4 separate regions of the Homo sapiens genome follow, and all the other regions are linked to region 2. A link is a loop called in an ENCODE intact Hi-C map of the cell type or tissue named here. Cell type or tissue: CD4-positive, alpha-beta T cell. All regions are shown on one strand.

The links. Peaks named below come from ENCODE experiments on the same cell type or tissue, not always from the same donor. Only the 100,000 strongest peaks of a DNase experiment are listed, where the experiment ranks them.
Region 1: it touches region 2 in a loop (8-fold over the local background); 2 of 110 quality-filtered maps call a loop at or near these places.
Region 3: a loop joins it to region 2, with 13 times the contacts of the local background. A loop is called at or near these places in 79 of 110 quality-filtered maps.
Region 4: it touches region 2 in a loop (7-fold over the local background); 3 of 110 quality-filtered maps call a loop at or near these places.

What each region holds. Positions count from the first base shown.
Region 1 is chr12:71,634,940-71,639,939 of GRCh38, forward strand. It overlaps ZFC3H1 (zinc finger C3H1-type containing), which reads right to left. Exons shown (of 35, transcript NM_144982.5): 7 at 3,479-3,576; 8 at 1,911-2,120; 9 at 1,551-1,715; 10 at 504-641. It overlaps LOC124900332 (small nucleolar RNA SNORA17), which reads left to right and starts at 4,416; the gene lies at 4,416-4,544. In CD4-positive, alpha-beta T cell, CTCF peaks have their summits at 1,893 (motif pointing left) and 2,098; a DNase peak (open chromatin) is centred at 1,882.
Region 2 is chr12:69,876,495-69,881,494 of GRCh38, forward strand. It overlaps MYRFL (myelin regulatory factor like), which reads left to right. Exons shown (of 25, transcript NM_182530.3): 3 at 2,534-2,601; 4 at 2,701-2,959; 5 at 3,707-3,798. Among named protein-coding and RNA genes, the nearest start is that of MYRFL, 54 kb to the left of the region's middle. RefSeq lists enhancers at 2,193-2,730, 2,731-3,268, 2,786-2,835 and a silencer at 2,935-3,229. In CD4-positive, alpha-beta T cell, CTCF peaks have their summits at 3,072 (motif pointing right) and 3,276; a DNase peak (open chromatin) is centred at 3,067.
Region 3 is chr12:70,727,738-70,732,737 of GRCh38, forward strand. All of the region lies in intron 6 of PTPRR (protein tyrosine phosphatase receptor type R), which reads right to left. All of the region lies in intron 1 of LOC124902960 (a long non-coding RNA gene), which reads left to right. Among named protein-coding and RNA genes, the nearest start is that of PTPRB, 93 kb to the left of the region's middle. In CD4-positive, alpha-beta T cell, a CTCF peak has its summit at 2,467 (motif pointing left); no DNase peak of the experiment used is centred here.
Region 4 is chr12:71,745,023-71,750,022 of GRCh38, forward strand. No RefSeq gene overlaps it. Among named protein-coding and RNA genes, the nearest start is that of RAB21, 7.3 kb to the right of the region's middle. RefSeq lists a silencer at 2,843-3,052. In CD4-positive, alpha-beta T cell, CTCF peaks have their summits at 2,124 and 2,324; a DNase peak (open chromatin) is centred at 2,159.

The sequences.
Region 1 (5,000 bases), 1.8 Mb after region 2:
TGAATGTCATCATTTTCTATTCTTTTTTCTAAAACAATGTTGGTTGATAACTACTAAATTGTATACGCCACCAAGTAGTGAAGATCTACAGTCTGAAAATCATTGAATTAAATCACAGCTAAACAACTACTGAAATAGGGAAAAAACGATAAAAGTTGTACTTAGAGAATACATTTTAATAAAAACTGTTTTCTGGTAACACAACACAACTCTAAAACAACAGTCTCCTTACTACACAGAACAATTATCCAACCAATTTTACTATTTTGAAAAAGGAAATACTTAATAGGAAACACAAATAATGGAAACTTTTAATAGTAAAATCAATCTACATTGATACATGCTTCATTATATAAAGTCCTAATAGCACAAATACTTAAAATATTTCCACAAATCAATGTTATTAAAAATCTATAACTTTATGGTTTAATTTTCAGGAAAAAATAAACTTTACTGATCATCAAAAGGTCATCTTTCTTTCCACCTTTAATTATTGCACTTACCTCAGCAGTTCGTCTTGCTTCTTTAATCATGGACTCTAATCCACCAAAAACACTATTTGTTGACTTGGAAGCCTCTCCATCAGATTCACTATCATCTGAATCATTTAGTGTTACAACCACTGATTTATGCTTTGGAAGCTGCAAAGACAATATATTTATTACTCGTGATAACAAAAGGATGTCATTTAACCTTGTTCAATTTCAATCCACAAAAATAATGGGCTCCAAGTAGACAGTCTATGGCTCCTTCTAGGGTTGTATTACATAATCCACTGAGTCGACCAATACTGGTTATATGACTGAGACATAAAATGTTGTATATTCTTTAAGACTTTCTATTCTATAATTACTCTCATTAAAATTTTATTTTCACTAACTTTCTATTATAAAGAACCACAATGCAATTTAAATTAACTCTTTTAAAACCAAAGAAAAATTTTGTTAATTTTACATAATAATTATCAAAATTCTGTACTTTGTGGTTACATATAGAGGGTAAATTGCCAAAACTGGCTTACCTAACAGGAAAGATTTCAACTTGTCTTTGTTCTATTTATTTTACTTTGAAGCCATTACAAAACAAGGTAGAAACAAACTATCATTTCAACCTCCTTAATAAACATCATAAATAATTTCTTCCATCATAGTGTAGTCATTGGTTGGAAAACATACACAAAGTATACAAAGAGATGGGAGAAATAAAAAACATGCAATTTGTTAAAATTTTGACTCCAAAAAGATAGAAAATCTGAATGAGCCCATTTCTATAGAAAAAAAGCTGAAGAAATGTCAGAGGAAAGTACACCACTCTGATGAAAACAATACCTCCCCCAACACACTATCACCAAACTCTTACCAGTTTTCAAGTGAAGGTGTTGCTCTCATTTTATCATTAATAAATTAAAAATAAATTTTAAAAATTTGTATTTATATGTGAATATATGTGTGTATATAAATAAACCAAGGGGTAGAAAACAGGACAGCTAAACTTCATAGAAATTTATCATAACTGTTTGAATAAAAGTAGCATTAAATTTTTGTTTTTACCGAGATCACAGTTCGTGGAAGACGGGGTCCTCTGTGAAACTTTGGATTCTGTATCCTAGGCTGAGACACTGTGTTAATACTGACTATTGATAGATTGCTTCTTGGCACAGGATGTGAATTGTTCAGAACTGGAGGTGAAGGTGGGTCACTATTACTGGATGTTTCCTACATAAGGAAGAGAAAGACATTAAACATTCCTAAATAAAAATAAATTTCTGCCACCTTTAAAAATCTTGAGCATGTTAGAATTATCCCCACTTTGCTGAAAAGCCCAATGATGCCCAAGTAACCAGAAAAAAGTAGGACTACCGTAAAGCTAAGCTCAAGAGCACCACCTAGAGGTTTAGGTACCTAAATTACCTCTGGCTTAAAAGCTCTTTTATTTGCTAGAGATTTAAGTAGTTCTTCTCGAAGCAGCATTTCTTCCTCCTCTTCCTCATCTGCAAAAGGTGGTTTTGGAGGCTGTTCTGGATCTTCAGGTGGGAGAGGTGGTAATGGTGGTAGAGGAGGTAGAGGTTCAAGAGAAACACACAAGCCTTCCACATAAGGCTGGCTCAAAGGTGGCAGAGACTATTTTTTAAAAAAAGAAAGAATTACAACGCAAATTTTATCAACTCAAATGCTTCTCTCTGCAGCAATATTAAACTAGAAAAAAATAAACTTTACATTATTATTTTAGCTGTAAATATAGTAAGCTAAGTATATGTTAACCTCAAAACAAACCAGAAATCAATAGCCAACCACGAAAAAGTGTTATTTTTACAATTTTAAAAAAAATCAACAATATTTGAAACATTTATTAACTTCAAGGAAAATTATAGAAACTTCTCTGTTCCAATTCTTATATCCATTTAGCATTCTAGAAGATATAGATATCAAACTATACAGGGTCCTTCCTTCTAGATGACTACCTGAAAGCAAGTAGAGGTACTGAAACCCAAGACATAATATTTCAGTAAAAAATAAAAATTAGAAACCAAGGGATTCTGTGAATAATAGTCCAGAGTACTTTAATCATTAATTAAGTATCAAGAAGAATCACCACTACTCTCTTAAAATGGCTTCTTAAAGAATATCTATAAAGGAAACTAATTTTACACAAATCCCTAAATTTGGATATGTATTTGCATCAAAGATCTTCCACTATTTCCCTTGGCATTTAGTTCATTTATTCATTCCCAAAAAGAAAACATTACAACGAAGAAAGTGCTGTTTTCTCTCTCACTATCGGCTCTAATATTCCCCTCACCATATATGTTCTAGAAAGACACTAGACGTCTTTCCTGAAACGGAAAAGTTCCCTCTTACACCTACTGAGAGATACTCAATTTGATCTCTAGGTCCTCTCAATCTAAAAATAATGTCAAAACTTTTAATGTGTGATTCCTCTACTTCCTTTTTTTCCTTTTCCTTTTATTGTTTTTATTTTTTTGTTTTATTTTTAGTGGGAGGACTGGAGATGGGGGGGAAAAGAAATTAACTTCATAGAAAATGCTTTTCTTTTGCTGGATTTTCAAGTTAAAAATAACCATTTTTATGAAAAGAGGAGAAAGGAGAGTATTAATTTTTAGAAGCATCCTAATGCATGTAAATTCCAATTCCCTAAAAAAGAGACAGTCCAAAACAGTAGATAACTTCTGTTTTTGAATAAATTTTCTGAGTAGCTACTATCTGAGAGTAAAGTGAAGAAGGAAACATGATAGGTACCGAAAAGTCAACATGAAATTAAAAATTAGCTATGAAAAAAATCTACCAAATGGATAGCTTGCTGGTATAATCAACTGTTTATTCTACGTATTTCATTGCTATTAATTCTTGGTAAGCAATTCTGATTTTTTAAGCCCTCTTCAAACCTAACCATTCGTTTTTAAAAACAAATTAGAAAAGACAAGACAAAATAATTTTCTTAGAAATCAATTCTGACTTACAGAAACCTGAGGTGGTGGAGGCAAAGAAAGAGATGGTGCTGGAGAAAAATACCCCAATGAACATTCAGAGAAAAATGGCGGTTGCACTGGTGAAGGAGCTGTAAAAAAATTTTTTGTTAAGAGTTTAATAACAGAAATACTTCATCAGGAATATATTAAGTTTATGTTATGTTTGAAGAAATACATCTAGGTGGAGTGCAAATTAGATTTTATCAACCTCTGATAAAATCTTTAAACCCCTCATGAGTCCACCTCCAGCCATTTAAAATTGTCATATCATCATAAAGTCAGCCATTCACTTTAAACTAATAATTAGTCCCTCAAAACTCTCACTTTGTTCCACTTTTAACCTAATGATGAGAACAGGGAATAAAGCAGGAAAAGACAGAAACATACTTTAAAAAAACAAACAAAAAAAAACACAAGCATATTTTTTAAGAAATAATGAAACAAAAAATTCCCTTAAATTCTGCCAAAGTGCCCTAGCCAAAGGAAAACAATGATGTGGTGACTTCATTATTCCCTTCTTGTGGAGCAAAAGAAAGTTGAGGACATGGACCATATAAGCTGTGTTGAAAGTAAATAAAACTAGGAATGAGAAGAATTACTTAGTGTATTTAGTCAATAAGGTGCACATTTTTTCACATTTTAATTTTGAAATAATTACAATTGATGCATCTCAGCATTTTTCTTCCTTGGTAGCAGATAAAAATAATTGTGTATTTTATCTTCAATGACTTGTTAGGCTCACTGAAATACAGCAGTTTCAAAGACTACTCTTACTACCCTACCCACTAACTATATAATCAGAGAAAATCTAACATTTCTTCTTTATCCCAGTTGTCTCACAAGTCAATACATTATTATCCACATGCCTTATATGGGGTTGACTTGAGTCCCAAATGAGATAATCTGAATATACACTAATCTTTGGAACATTTTACATAGCGCTGCAGATGTGGCTGCTGTGTCACATTTGTGTTATTAGGTGGCAGAGAGAAGAGAGGCTATGTCTATGCTCAGTGTTCTGCCCCATGAACATTTGAATGTTTAATAGTCAGACACTTGATGGTGCTATTGTTTTATGGACTTGGCATGTTTTCCCTTCCTAGTATCTGGGAGAGAGGGTGGACCTAGTGAGTGCAGTGATCTCCGAGGAAAGCCCTCCAGGCTGCACTATCCTCATCCAGATTTAACCAGCCCTGACTCACTGCCAGGTGCCAGGAGAGGCTTCTGAGGACTTTCTGACCTTTGTGTTGGGTCAGCCACTAGGGGGTCTGAAAGGACAGTGGGAAGGTAGAGGGTGCCCTCAGCAAGAGTAGCCTTCATTCATGAATTTTAGAAACTAGTGGTAGGAAAGATGAAGTCCATTATGTGCTGGTTCATGCTACCCACCATGTCAGGATCATCCAGGAGGACAAAGAACTAGGCAAGTGTTTGCTGGTGTTTGATTCAGTTAATAGTATTAACAGCAGCCACTTTTACTATGCTCTTGATTCTGTGTCAAGCTTTCTTGTTATTT
Region 2 (5,000 bases):
TCTTTGTGATTCTTTAGCATTCCCTATTTATCTGGTTTTGTTCTCTGTCTTTAATGTTAAAGCCTTTCTCAAAATGTCTGGTCCTTTATTGTTTGTTCGTGTTTAAAAAGTTCTGTGTGCAAACCATTGTTCTCATCCAAGGATGAATTTCTTGGTAGAGTGATGAAGGAGGGGATGGCTATTTCCTTGGTAACTTGAAAATACTACGTTTTCCTCGAGTACATTCCATTTTTCTTGGGAACATTATTCCAATTTCTTACTTGTGGGAAATCTGCTTGGATACATGCAAAACAGAGTTAAGGAAAAGACTCAGAATTCAGTGGTTAGATTTTTAATGAATTCTTCTATTTTTTCAGCCCAGTAGCTCAGCCACAGCATTCACTGTGCCTGGTAACCCTGTACCACAGTTTCCCTGGGACCATTTCTCTAGAGAGTAAACCTTTCCAACTTCTGTTGGGGTGATGGAGGTAGCTTTACAGGGTGGGGAAGCTAATATAAGGGTCCAGGTCTTTCTTTCTTTCTTTCTTTCTTTTTTTTTTTTTTTTTTGAGACGGAGTCTCGCTCGGTCAGCTAGGCTGGAGTGCAGTGGCGCGATCTTGGCTCACTGCAAGCTCCGCCTCCCGGGTTCACGCCATTCTCCTGCCTCAGCCTCCCGAGTAGCTGGGACTACAGGCGGCTGCCACCACGCCTGGCTCATTTTTTGTATTTTTAGTAGAGACGGAGTTTCACCGTGTTAGGTGGGATGCCCTCGATCTCCTGACCTCGTGATCCGCCCGCCTCCGCCTCCCAAAGTGCTGGGATTACAGGCATGAGCCACCGCGCCAGGCCTCCAGTTGTTTCTTGTTCAAATGTTCAACCAATCCTTTTGTTTTCAGCTCCACCCTTAGCCCTGAATGCAGAAGCTCATGGTGACTCCTGCGTCCTGGGCTTTTTGAGTTTTGTTTGATTGGAAAACTTCTTGTTGGATCCCTCTGTTCCCTCCACCATTTCCAGGCAGTCTTGGTTGTGTTTTGTCCATTCTACTAGTTCAGTTATCATCTATTCTATTTCTGTCTGCTGCCATGTTATTAAAATTTGGTCTGCTGGGGTCTCTGCTCATATTCTTTATTATGTCTCTTTATTCCTTTACATTTATTTGAGTGGGATTTTTGGAGGAGAGTAGATGTGTGTCCTCTCTTCCCTTATTAATAGGAAGTGAATAAATTATAAAGAACTAATTTGAGGAGAAAACAACTTTTCTGATAAATGATAAAAGCAAGCTTTTCATCGTATTATGTTGGACTTTTAAACATACTAAACTTGAAGCTTCCTCTTCAAGCAAGAGAATCAAGTAGAGGTTGGGGTGCTTATGTATGATGCAGCATCACAGAGATGCTGAGCTATAAGCAACTTGTAGGTCTTTTGAAACAGAGATTTTCACACTTCTTTAGTGGTAGTACACATTTTTTTAAAAATAAAATTTTACTGGCTGGGTGCCATGGCTCACGCCTGTAATCCCTACATTTTGGGAGGCTGAGACAGGCAGATCACCTAAGGTCAGGAGTTCAAGACCAGCCTGGCCAACATGGTGAAACCCTGTCTCTACTAAAAATACAAAAATTAACCAGGTGTGGTGGCAGGCGCCTGTAATCCCAGCTACTTGGGAGGCTGAGTCAGGATAATCACTTGAACCTGGGAGGTGGAGGTTGCAGTGAGCCAAAATCATGTCACTGTACTCCAGCCTGGGTAACAGAGCAAGACTCCATCTCAAAAAAAAAAAAAAAAAATTACTTGCACTTCAATATATAAAACAGAAAAAAGTTATTTTCTCCTCAGCAATTTAAAGTGTTCTTGTTATACAACCCCTGAACTCCTTTTAAGAGCTTTGGGATCCCTTTGCGCCCAGATGGAAAATCATTGCTGTAGGGACAGCAATTTACATTTCGTTAGCTCAAACAGTATGTACAACCATTTTTTTCTGGTATAGGAGTATTAAGAAGTAATTATTTAAAAAATTTTATTGATACATAATAGATGTATATATATTTGGGGGTAAATGTGATAATTTAATACATCCATGTAATTTGTAAAGATTCAATCAGTGCCATTGGGATATCTGTCACTTTAAATATTTGTCCTTTATAAGAAGCAATAATATTAAACTTTATTGGGCACTCACTATGTTTGGGACATTATGTTAATGGGCTTTATATACATGATCTCATTTAATTCTCACAACAATGCTGTGAGGTAGATGTAATGATTATTTCCATTTTGTAGATGAGGAAATGGAGGCCTGGAGAGGTTACGTACTTATTCATGGATACACAGCTAGGAAGTGGAAGAGCTGGGACCCAAAGCCCACTCACTTAACCAGGACACGACCTTGGGCCTGGTCTGCTGGGGTCTCACTTCCCAAACCCCTCACCCCCCCATGCCCAGCACCTGGAACCATCACTGTGGGGGCTGTACACTGAGGGTTGTCTCCCATTTGTGACAAAACTATAATGGACTAGAGTGAAACAAAAACGCAATGTATGTCTCTAATCTTCAGGCAACGCCAGCTCCCAGACACCCCGCCCTATTCTGCATCCGACTCATGCTCTCCTCCGCAGGTCAAAGGTGAGTGCGATCCACCTTCAGCACATCTGGCACTGTTGCTCTTCCTCCTCGACTCTGGGCCGTGAGAAAGGGGCACTTCCTGCTTGTGTCTCTCCCCAGGTGCATGCTACCCAACCCTGAGGCCCACAGCTGGGAGGACTCCAGCTCCTTTTCTCCACCCCACAGCTGCTCCTGCGATGCCGCCCATGCACCCGCTGCAGAGCACCTCTGGAATGGGCGACTCCTGCCAAATCCACGGAGGCTTTCACAGCTGCCACTCAAACGCCAGTCATCTTGCCACCCCCCTGGACCAATCCGTGTCCTCCCATCTGGGGATAGGTTGTTCTTACCCTCAGCAGCCTCTGTGTCACAGCCCTGGGTAAAGAAAAAGATATTTAGTTATCAAAGACCTTTGCGGAAAGCCTCGGAGCAGCCTGCCTCTGGCAGGCACCTAGAGAGAATGCACAGTGGAGTCCTGTCCAGGAGATGGCAGTGTTGAGACGCGTATAGGACATCGCGAGGTCCCAGTGTTCTTGGCTTAGACAATCTTTTAATTAAAAACCCTCCAAATCCAAGGTCCTCATTCAACCAAAAGCTAAAATGTCAGAAATATACAGTGAGGTTCTGGATGATGGAGGAAACACCGTAAGCTTATGCAGCCTCAGCTAGACTACCCAAAGGGATTGTGAATGAGCTCTCCGAGAAATATCTGCTAATTAAGCATTAACTAATGTTCTTTTCTTCTGTCTTCTCCCCTTTTCTTTCTTTTATTTCCTCTTCTGGATCTAGAGAGTGCCAGAAAGAGTAAAGGCTATCAAAAATTGTGGTAAAACTCCACATGAAAAAAGTTGTCGGGTGTAAAATGTATACCTATATTTTAAGTCTGTATCTTCCCTGTCTCAATGAGTCCTCTGCCATTATAAACATTGTCAGCTTATCTTTCAGGTTGGTGAATCTCAGATCCACTTGATCAAGGGAAATAGTTTCAGCCTAGTAGGGCTCAAGGAACCTTAACTAATTGGAATTAGACTTAGGAAAGCAGAGAGCCTGGGAGATTAAATTTTATTTAACATAACATGGAACACAAGGAAGAATCCTAACCTTCGTTTTGGTGTCTTGATTTTAGAGCCTCATTGCCTCCAACCAAGAAGAGAAAGTGCACGCAGGCACTGGAGGACTCCGGGGAATGCCGAGTGTGGGCCTGCCACTGCAGACCGAGTGAGCAAACCTGGGTGGGAACAAGGGCGATGCCATCAAAGCCTTGGGCATTAAAGCAAGGCTTTTTACCAGCCTTTGAGCAGCCCTGCAAAAGTTTCCCTCTCACAGAAGAGCAATGATAAGCTCTGGTAGTTTGGTTCTTCCCTCTTGATGTACCTTTCATGCAGGCGGGGTCACACAGGTCCTCCTAGGAAGAGATGATGTTTCCCGTCTCAGGTGTGGGTGAAGTGCCAATCTTTCAATTTCAGGGACGATGTGTCTCAGAGGATTCAGGCTCCAGGCCTGTGGAAGCTGTGCAGTATGGCAGTGCCTTCAAGAGCCTGCTGGTGTGCCCATTGCATTGCTGCAATCCTTCTCAACCTTAATGTGCAAGAAATAGCATGAGGATCTTGGTAAAATGCAGACTCTGATTCAGTCTCTAGGGTCTGAGTTCTGCATTTCTAACAAGCTCCCAGGTGATGGCGATGCTACTGGCTCATGGAAGGCACTCTGAGAAGCAAGACTTACCGTGTTTTTCCACTAGAACAGGGAGGTGGAAAGTTGAACTTTTCCTCAAACTCACTTCAAATTGGCAAGTTCCCAGTGGATGTTTGAAATTTGAAATCATTTTAGAAGTCTTTCATCCGAGTCATCTAATGTCCAAGCGGTCAGCCTTCCTGTTTTTTTTTTTTTTTTTTGTCTTATATAACGTGTAACACATCATGTTTTGAGCCAAGAGACCTGATTAACAAAGTAGCCTTTTGAAGTCCAAAGACTTGAACTTCAAAATTTTCAGAGTAAATGCTATGGCACATACTAGGGGAAAAGGATAACACTCTAGGCCAGTTTCTGTTTGTTTGTTTGTTTGCTTATTTGTTTTGTAAAGATGGGTTTCACTAAGTTGCCCAGGCTGGTCTTGAATTCCTGGCTTCGAGTGATTCTCCCACCTCAGCCTCCCAAAGTCTTTGGATTGCAGGCATGAGCCACCATGTCTGGCCTCAACCCAGTTCTATTAGCAACTGTAAACACTCAAATGTGGGCAGTGTGAACAAATTCAGCGTACCAAGTCCCATTTCTTCTATCCCAGTTTGTCACCTTAGCAAGAGGTTGAAGACTTCCTTCTTGGGTTCCCCCATCCCACCACTTCCCCAGATTCTAGAGGTTTACACTGTCCAGAAAGGAGATGTGCGTGGCTTCACCTGAGTGGGAAAAAACACAGTCTC
Region 3 (5,000 bases), 850 kb after region 2:
CATCCAAACGGCACAGAATGGCCAAAACGTGAGAAAGACACATGTACTTGAACATCACATGATCTACTTCACCCTCAGGTCTTTGATTTCACTTGAACATGTTTAGCCCGAGCAGACTGTCTGAGTAAACAACTGTATCAGTGGTAATCAAACTCTTTTCAAAGCTGGGGGCTCTTGGTTAAGAAAGAAAATAAGATCATACCTGTAAGTCTAATAATCAAAACAAGTGCATGCAGAGCTCAGCTCATTGAGGCATCAGAGAAGGGCCCAGGCCCCACTAGCCTACCTCTTCCCTAAGGCCCCATAGAGCATAATTGAAAAGTACTGATTTATCAAAATGTGAAATAATCCATAGCTAGCCATGAATCCAGCTACAGTTCTATTGTTGAATAACCCAATACAGGTTGAGTATCCCTGTATCCCTTATCCGAAATGCTTGGGACCAGAAGTGTTTCAGATTTTGGATTTTTTTTTTTTCAGATTTTGGAATATTTGCCATACATATATACAGAGCTCAGCTCATTGAGGCATCAGAGAAGGGCCCAGGCCCCTTCTCTGATCTCTCTCTCTCTCTCTGTCTCTAGATATATATATATGGCAAATATTCCAAAATCTGAAAAAAAAACAAAAAATCCAAAATCTGAAACACTTCTGGTCCCAAGCATTTCGGATAAGGGATACAGGGATACTCAACCTGTACTGGGTTATTCAATTATATATATATACATATATGTGTATATATATATATATATATATGTATGTATGTATATGGCAAATATTCCAAAATCTGAATATATATATATATATATATATATATATATATATATGCCAGTTGAGGATCCCTAATCCAAAGATTCAAAATCTGAAATTCTACAGTGATCCTTTCCTTTGAGCATCATGTCAATGTTCAATAAGTTTTGAATTTTGGAGCACTTTGGATTTTGGATTTTTGGATTAGGGATATTCAACCTGTACTGACAGATGGCTTCCTTCAATTCTCAAAGTTCTTTGTAAACTAATTAGTTAACTTCTTTATCTCCATTCCTTGTCCACACAACACTAAAGAGGATGCCTTCTGGCACCAACAGCCTGTGATCCTAACAATTTTAGTAATGAATATGGCTATAGGAACCCAGTATAATAGAGTAGGTAAGAGCTGTTGGAATACTACGGGGCCAAAAATGAAACTGATTTTAGAAAATTATTAGAAAAGCTTCCAGGTTTGCAATCCATGAGTTGTTTCAGTTCTAGAACTCTGCTTCCAATAAGGGTTATGGCCACTGCTTTCACATCAGAGGCTCTGCAACAGCTGTAGAGTTATGGGAACATCCTTGCGACCTGGACCAGGGAGACTGAGATTACAGTTCCCAAATAGGAATAATTTAAATACAGATTATAGAAATATATACTAATATAAATATATTCAAATACACCATAGACATTTAAATATATGCATTTAAACTTAAATGTATTTAAACACATGCATTTAATGAATATATTTAAATATGTTATACATGTTTGCATATATGTGTGTATATATAGATCTTTATACAGATTACATGTAGAGATGATCTATTTGTATCTATCTGTCTATCTATCTATCTATCTATCTATCTATCTATCTATCTGAGTATCATCTTTCCCCAACCCTGGACCAGAGCTGTTGAAGCTGAATTTGGATTGGACTCTAGAATATTTTCCATCTGGAAAGTCTGTTTAGATAGGAATATCTAGAAATATTACAAAGTTTCCCTAGAGGACTATGTTAAATGAGTTTTGGGGACCACTACTCTAAGGTTTCTCCCAACTGTAAAATGCTATATTTTTGGCCTTTTGAGAGGCCCCCAGCTCTAAAATATTAACACTTACTTCTAGATTATAACTATGCCCACCATAACCACTTTTACCAACAGTGAGTGGGAATGAAGGACGAAATTAAGCATTTATTAAGGTCTAATGTACACCAGGCACCTTAATAGGCAATACAAATACATGGACATGGCAATAAAAAAGAGACATCCTTACCTCCAAGCAGCTTACAATTTAGTTTACTGAATTACACAGTTTACTTTCTTATGAAGAATCATAATGATTTAAGAAAAAAAAAACCTGAGGAGTCCAATAACCATGTTCAAGCCATGTTTTAATTATTTTACTTGTTATTTCTATTTTGAGGATTTTGACGTTCTAATGTCATTTGATATTTTTCATAATGTCATTTGATATTTTTATCCTCTTGGGGGGATACAACTAGTGGATGACAAAAAAACAATGAAAAAATAATAATTCCAAGCAAACTATTATTGACATTGTGTTAAAGATTTTGTGAGACACCCTGCCCACACTAGATTTCACTAGTATCACCCTAGAGGATGTAAGTTCTAATGAGAATTTCTGTCACACCCAAGCCTCGATTTTTACTTTTACAGTATAGTGCTGTTTCACTCTGCCACCTGCAGGTCATATATGGAAGAACATATTTAAATTAGAAGGCCTGGCTTGGTGGCTCACTCCTGTAATCCCAACACTTTGGGAGGCCAAGGCAGGTGGATCACCTCAGGTCAGGAGTTCAAGACCTGCCTGGCCAACATGGTGAAACCCCGTCTCTACTAAAAATACAAAAATTAGCCGGGCATGGTGACGGGCACCTGTAACCCCAGCTACTTGGGAGACTGAGGCAGGAGAATAGCTTGGACCCTGGAGGAGGAGGTTGCAGTGAGCTGAGATCATGCCACTGTGCTCCAGCCTGGGTGACAGAGCAAGACCCCGTCTCAAAAGAATAAATGAATTAAAAAAAAAAGGTAGAAATCAGAGGCCAGGCACAGTGGCTCATGCGTGTAATTCTAGCACTTTGGGAGGCTGAGACAAGAGGATCACTTGAGACCAGGAGTTGGAGATCAGCTAGTGAGACCCCCATCTCTGCAAAAAATAAAAGAATTAACTGGACATGGTGGCATGTGCTTATAGTCCTATTTACTTAGGAGGCTGGGGCGAGTGGACTACTTGAGCCCAGGAGTTTGAAGTTACAGTGAGCTAGGATCATGCCACGCCACTCCAGCTTGGGGGAGAGAGAGAGAGAGACAGAGAGAGGAAGGAGAGAGAATGAGAGAGAGCAGAAGGAAGGAGGAAGGAGATAGAGAAAGAGAGAGGAGGGAGGAAGGAGAGAGAGAGACAGAGAATGAAGGAGAGAGAGAGACAGAAGGAAGGAAAGAGAGAGGAAAGAGAGAGGAAGTGAGGAGGAAGGAGAGAGGAAGGAAGGAGGAAGGAGAGATAGAGGAAGGAGAGAGAGAGGAAGGAGAGAGAGGAAGGAGACAGAGAGGAAGGAAGGAGGAAGGCAAGAGAGAGGAAGGAAGGAGGAAGGAGAGAGAGGAAGGAAGGAGGAAGGAGAGAGAGAGGAAGGAAGGAGGAAGGAAAAGAAAGAAAATATACTTTAAAGTGAAATAAACAACTCTCTTCTATGAAACTGTGATGGAAAGTTAAACCATTGGTCAAGATTATAATGATTACCTGGATCAAAAATTTGGATGGAAGAAAAATCCCTCCCCAGAAATGAAAAAAAAATGTTGGAGTTTAAACATGTACAAATAGGAAAGCAATGGTAAGGACAGTCACCCCTCTACACAATGTTCAAAGATGAGGAAGTATTGCCTCACCTGGAGAAACTTGCAATCGCCTTGTCTGAGACCTCTCTCTAGATTTCTAGACCATTCTTTCACTAATATGGAACCACTCAATTGTAGGATATTTTCTTAAGTGTCTTGATGCATATTTACGCTGTATTAACAGGTTCAGGATAGAGTCTCTTAAAGTTTACAAAGTTTATTCATTAAACAGGAGCAGAGGGGCCACGACCACAGACCTTAAAAACCAATTGGCCACATAGGGTGGTTGGATAATTTAAGCACCCGTGAAGGAGGTGGCAAGTGAGAATTTCTCCCTTTCTCTGGGCTTTCTAGAATCAACTGGATGTTTTAGAGCTGAAATAGACGAATATGTCTAACTCCCATGAGTAAGGCTAACTCTGTATCATTCAGTCAATTTTTAGAGAACCTCTATTATGTGTGTGGTATTAGGAAGTAGGAAAACAAAAACGAATAAGCTCTCAGGAGATCCTACTGTGTGCACGTGTGCCTACACACACATGTGTGAGTTCTTGATGGGGTCAGGGAACAAGAGAGGTAATTTAGGATGGTTTATTCCTAGATTCTGTATTTTTCTATGTATCGGATGGGAGAAGAGAATTTAAGGACAGCAACACTGATTTTAAAAAGCTGCCTTGGGCAATGAAAAAAAGAGCTGCCTGGAAAAACGGACAGGTGTTTGAGTAGGGCTGACCATCCTCTGGAGACTGACAAGATGAAGGATCCACATCTGAGGTATATTCCTTCAGGCAAAGTGGGCCTCTGCCATACTTTGAATGTATTCATTCTCATAGATCCTTTAGTACTTCATCATTTTTACTCTTATTTTTGATTAAGGTGGGTTTAAAATTCCAACTTTTTTTTCTTAGAAACCTTAAGTAGACTAAGGATTCTGTCAGGAAAAAATATTCCTCTGAATAGGGATTTGGTAACAACATGCTAAGTTAGGAGCCAACGTAACAAGAGTAAAACAAATGATTCAGAAGATCATATTCACAGCAGGGACCGTGAGGGTTTTAGGAGCTCCCCTCAGAGCCCCAGGTGCAGCGTGACATTGCCAAGGACATGCAGGGAGCACAGCTCCAAGGGGCTCCCTCTCGATGTCTAATGAGGCCAGGCAACCTGCCAGCACCACAGGCTTCTGTGGGGCAAGGGCGAGGTGGTGGTGAGCATCCATTTTTTTTTTGTTTGTTTTCCTCCGAGGCAGAGTCTTGCTCTGTTGCCCAGGCTAGAGTGCAGTGGCATGATCTCAGCTCATTGCGACCTCCGCATCCTGGGTTCAAGCAATTATACTGCCTCAGCCTCCCAAGTAGCTGGGATTACAGGCGCACGTCACCACGCCTGGCTAATTTTTGTATT
Region 4 (5,000 bases), 1.9 Mb after region 2:
TACATGCTAGGAAGTACTTAAAAAGGGGTATAGGAGAATGGTAAGATTTTGTTTTGTTTTAGAGATAAGGTCTTGCTCTGTCACCCAGGCTGGAATGCAATGTCATGATCATAGCTCACTGTGGCCTCAAACTCCTAAGCTCAAGTGATCCTTCCATCTAAGCCTTGAAGGTAGTTGGGACTACAGATGCGCACCACCATGCCTAGCTGATTTTATTTTTTTAAAAATTTTTGGTAGAGATGATGGGGGGGTCTCACTATGTTGCCCAGGCTGGTCTTAAACTCCTGGCCTCAAGTGATCCTCTTGCCTTGGCCTCCCAAAGTGCTGGGATTACAGTGCAAGCTACTGCGCCTGGCCTAACAACAGCTGGATTTTAATTAAAATCTTTTCCAAGTAGGAATGAGTAACCAATAGGAAAAAACACTCAAATAAGTGGTACTGAATGGTATAATTCTCAGTATACACTAGTATTAATACTTACAAACTTCCCATTCGACTACAGCTATCCCAAAGCTCTCCAATCTCAACATCACAAATCTGTAAGAATCCTCAGCCAAATTATTTCACCAGGGCAAAGCAATTTCTTTATTAAAGAGGCTTTTAAAATTCTCTACACTGACTGATTTCTCAAGAAGATGCGAAAGAATAGTCATTCAGGCCCATCTCAAATAGACAAATATCTCTAGAATTTCCAGTTTCATATGACTAGTGGCATCTAGTTTTTAAAAATCAACATACTGCAGACTGACTCATTGAGACTGTTACCATTCTGAACTGAAACTTTTTAGTAATTAAAAAATTGCTGTTCACTTTGGGAGGCCGAGGTGGGCGGATCACCTGAGGTTGGGGGTTCGAGACCAGCCTGACTAACATGGAGAAACCCCGTCTCTACTAAAAATACAAAGTTAGCCGGGCTTGGTGGTACATGCCTGTAATCCCAGCTACTTGGGAGGCTGAGGCAGGAGAATCGCTTGAACTTGGGAGGCGGAGTTTGCGGTGAGCTAAGATTGTACCATTGCACTCCAGCCCAGGAAACAAGAGTGAAAATCCATCTCAAAAAAAAAAAATTGCTGTTATACATCCTATTACCAATCATCTCAAACATACACTTCCATCTGATATAATTAGGTAAGCTTCATGCCATGGTTATTTCAAAATACAATTTCTAAAGGCAAAATAAAATACAATTGGCCCACCATTTGTGGGTTCTGCACCTGTGGATTCAACCAACTGAGGATAGAAAATATTCAAGAAAGAAAATGTCTGTACTCCACATGTACAGACTTTTTTCCTTGTCATTATTCCCTAAACGATGTAGTATAACAACTATTTACATAGCATTTACAATGTATTAGGTATTATAAGTAATCTACAGATGATTTAAAGTATACAGAAAGTTGGGAGGCTGAGGTGGGTGGATCACCTGAAGTCAGGAGTTTGAGACCAGCCTGGCCAATGTGGTGAAACCCCATCTCTACTAAAAACACAAAAATTAGCCAGGCGTGGTGGTGAGCACCTGTAATCCCAGCTACTCGGGAGGCTGAGGCAGAAGAATCACTTGAATCCAGGAGGTGGAGGTTACAGTGAGGCAAGATCACGCCACTGCACTCCAGCCTGGGCAACCAGAGTGAAACTCGGATGTGCATAGGGTATATGCAAATACTACACCATTTTATATAACAGACTTGAGCATTCATGGATTTTGGTATCCATGAGGAACCCTGGAACAAATCCCCCATGAATACTGAGGAACGACTTTACATATTTATGACTAAACAACGTTTTCGGTTTCTTTACTTGCCTTCCCTTTTTAACTCTTGAGAGTGTATATTTTTAGTAGAAACTGGTGGAAAGATCTGAGAAGCTGAACATTGGACTTAAATTCCTTCTTTGACAAACATATGTAAAGTTTCTTGGGACACTTTTAGTTAACAACTTAGGGAAAAATGGCTTGTGAACTGTATCTTCTCCCCTTTTCCACCCAAGAGTCATAGGATTTTGGAATATTCTTGTTTTCTACAACTCAGAAAAAAATCTCCCCATGGTTTCCTTCTTTTTAATGTTGAAGGACACCTAAATTTTGAATTACGCTGGCAGCTTTAAATGTATGCTGGCCAACCTGGTAAATTTTATTGGGCTGCTAGTGCCTCTCTGTGGCCAGTGACTACAATTACAGCTCAGTTTATTGCCAGTGAGAAGCATTTGAAAGATTGCTTCAGATGTACAAATAGTGGCTTTGGAAGCTGCAGAGGCCAGGCATGGTGGCATTCACCTGTAATCCCAGCTACTCAGGAGGCCGAAGCAGGAGGATCACTTGAGCCCAGGAGTTCTAGACCGGCCTGGACAACATAGTGAGACCTCCATCTCTATTAAGAAAAAAAAAAAAAAGCTGCAAAGAACCTAGGGGAATGAGATTAGAACTGACCCAAAGCTGTGGGGACCTGGGCTACACCGGGGAGGGTAGATAGCTAAGCAGGGACTGGATTTTGATTGAAAGGAGAAAGGGGTGTGCATGCTGGGTAGATATCAAACATGATCACTACACATATTGTAATTGTTTCTGTGTTGCCTCCCACACTAGAATATGAGCTCCATGATGGCAGAGACATCTTGCCAGGCACTCAACAACAAAGGTTGCTGAATGATTGAGCAATAAAGGAATAAATGGGATTCATTCATAGAAATTACACATTAGTTGATAGCTGCTATTCTATTACCCTTATTAGAGGCTTAAGATGGAAAATGCTTTGAGTAAATTTTTTTTTTTTTTTTTTTTTGAGATGGAGTCTTGCTCTGTTGCCCAAGCTGGAGTGCAGTAGTGCGAACTCGGCTCACTGCAACCTCTACCTCCCGGTTCAAACGATTCTCCTGCCTCAGCCTTCCGAGTAGCTGGGATTACAGGCACCCACCACCACGCCTGGCTTATTTTTTGTATTTTTAGTAGAGATGGGGCTTCACCATGTTGGCCAGGCTGGTCTCAAACTTCTGACCTCGTGTCATCCACTTGCCTGGGCCTCCCACAGTGCTGGGATTACAGACATGAGCCACCACACCCGGCTGCTTTGAGTAAATTTTATTTAACAATGCTCCATATGCCCAGGAGTATTTCTCAAACCTCATTTTTAATACACAGTATTTTATAGGCTTAGCTCCATTCATTCCTTTGTTTCAGTTAACACATATTAATTGAGCACTACATTCCAGAAACTGGAGATACAAAAATGTGACAGACACAGTTCTAGCGCATAGCAGACAAAATCCCTGCTTTGCTGGCAAACCCCCAATTTCAGCTCCCTCCACTGTGGCAGCTGCAGGAATCGTGTTTTGTTTTGTTTTTCTTCAGGTTCGTTTATCTCTCCTGTTGTACTCCTGTTTTTCTACACTTTAGCTCCTAATACTCAACTTATTCTTTTTTGAAAGGATGCATATTATAGTATATTAACCCAAATTCCTTGAAATTTCTTGTACTTGTAGAAAAGTGATATAGAAACAGTGCATCTGTAAGTACTAGAATTTCTCCAAGTAGTTATAAAAGTGTTTTTGAATTCTCCTTTTGTCTCTGAGGAAAAATCTAATTAGAATAAGAATGTATTTTCTGTAACAGTTGCTAAAAGGAACCAATGTTCAATGGAGGATTAAAAGTGCCTTGGGGATACAAGATAATTCTACGTGGAGAAATGAAGCTGAGAAAATACTTAAATGACTATGTGAAAGACATGCATAGATAATACTGGCAAAGTTGGAAATAGTTTCTTCGAGCTTTTGAGTTTCTTATTCTTTTACTACTTGTTCAGCCCTACTCTCTGTTTGCCTCCATAACTTAATATAACCAGTGGATTTATAATTATGACGGGCTGTAAAAATATACACACTTCATTAGGCTAAAGTAGGGTTTCTTGACCTTGGCAACATTGACATTTTGGGCTGGGGCACTTGTTGTGGGGCACTGTCTTGTGCATTGTCAAATGTTTAAATGCATCTCTAGCCTCTTCCCACTAAATGCCAGTAGACAAAATATCACCAGATATTACCAAATGTTCCCTGAGGAGCATAATTACCCCTGGTTAAGAACTAGTAGACTAAATCAACCATCTTTAGTTAAGTTCCTGAGCAAGTTTATTTCAACTCCTACCACTCAGTTGAAACCGTTCAAATCAAAATTTCAAATTGCTCTCTTGTAGCTAAACCAGTAGATACTTAAGACACATAAAGACCAGTCCATACTTAACTTCACCTCTCCAAAACATTTCATGATTCCCTTTTTCTTAGAATGTTCTCTTCTCTCCTTGACATTAACTTCCCCAGTTTTCCTCTAATTTCTTTGTGTATCTCTTTGCAGCTCCTGTTCCTCTACCCATCTCTTAAAAGTCATTGTTCTCAGGTGCTCTGTCCTAGGCCCTCTGACCCTCTCACTTTATACACTCTCCCTGGGTGATCTCCTCTACCCCTGTGGAAGCTATTTCTCTCTGTGCATTGATGATGTCTTTGTCCTTTTCTCAAGCCCAGATCTCTCTCCTAAGCTGCTGGTTCATAAAACCAATTGCCTACTAGATATTTATACTTGAGAATACCTCAGGCACTTCAAAATCAAAATGTACAAAACCAAGAAAGTACAATCAAAAAATGTTTTCTTCCTCCTGTGTTTTTTATTCCAGTGAAAGTCATCACCATTTACCAGTTGACTAAACCAAAACTGCAGGATTCATTTTTTATTCCTCCCTGTCTCTAACTTTCTCACTTTTCGTAACCATTGTTCCCCAAGTCTTGTTAACTCTACCTTCCAAGTCAGTGCTTTACAAACTTTACCATGAATAAGAATCACAAGGAGGGATTGTGAAAGAAAAGTTTCTTCTTGGATTCAGTTGCAGAAATTCTGATTTAATGGGGGTGGGGGATGGCAGAATTGTATTTCTAACAAGCTTCTAACTGCTGCTGTTGCCCTGAAGACTGCATTTTATGTCACACTGTCCTAAAAGACTTCTCATTGTTCCTATAGTAAA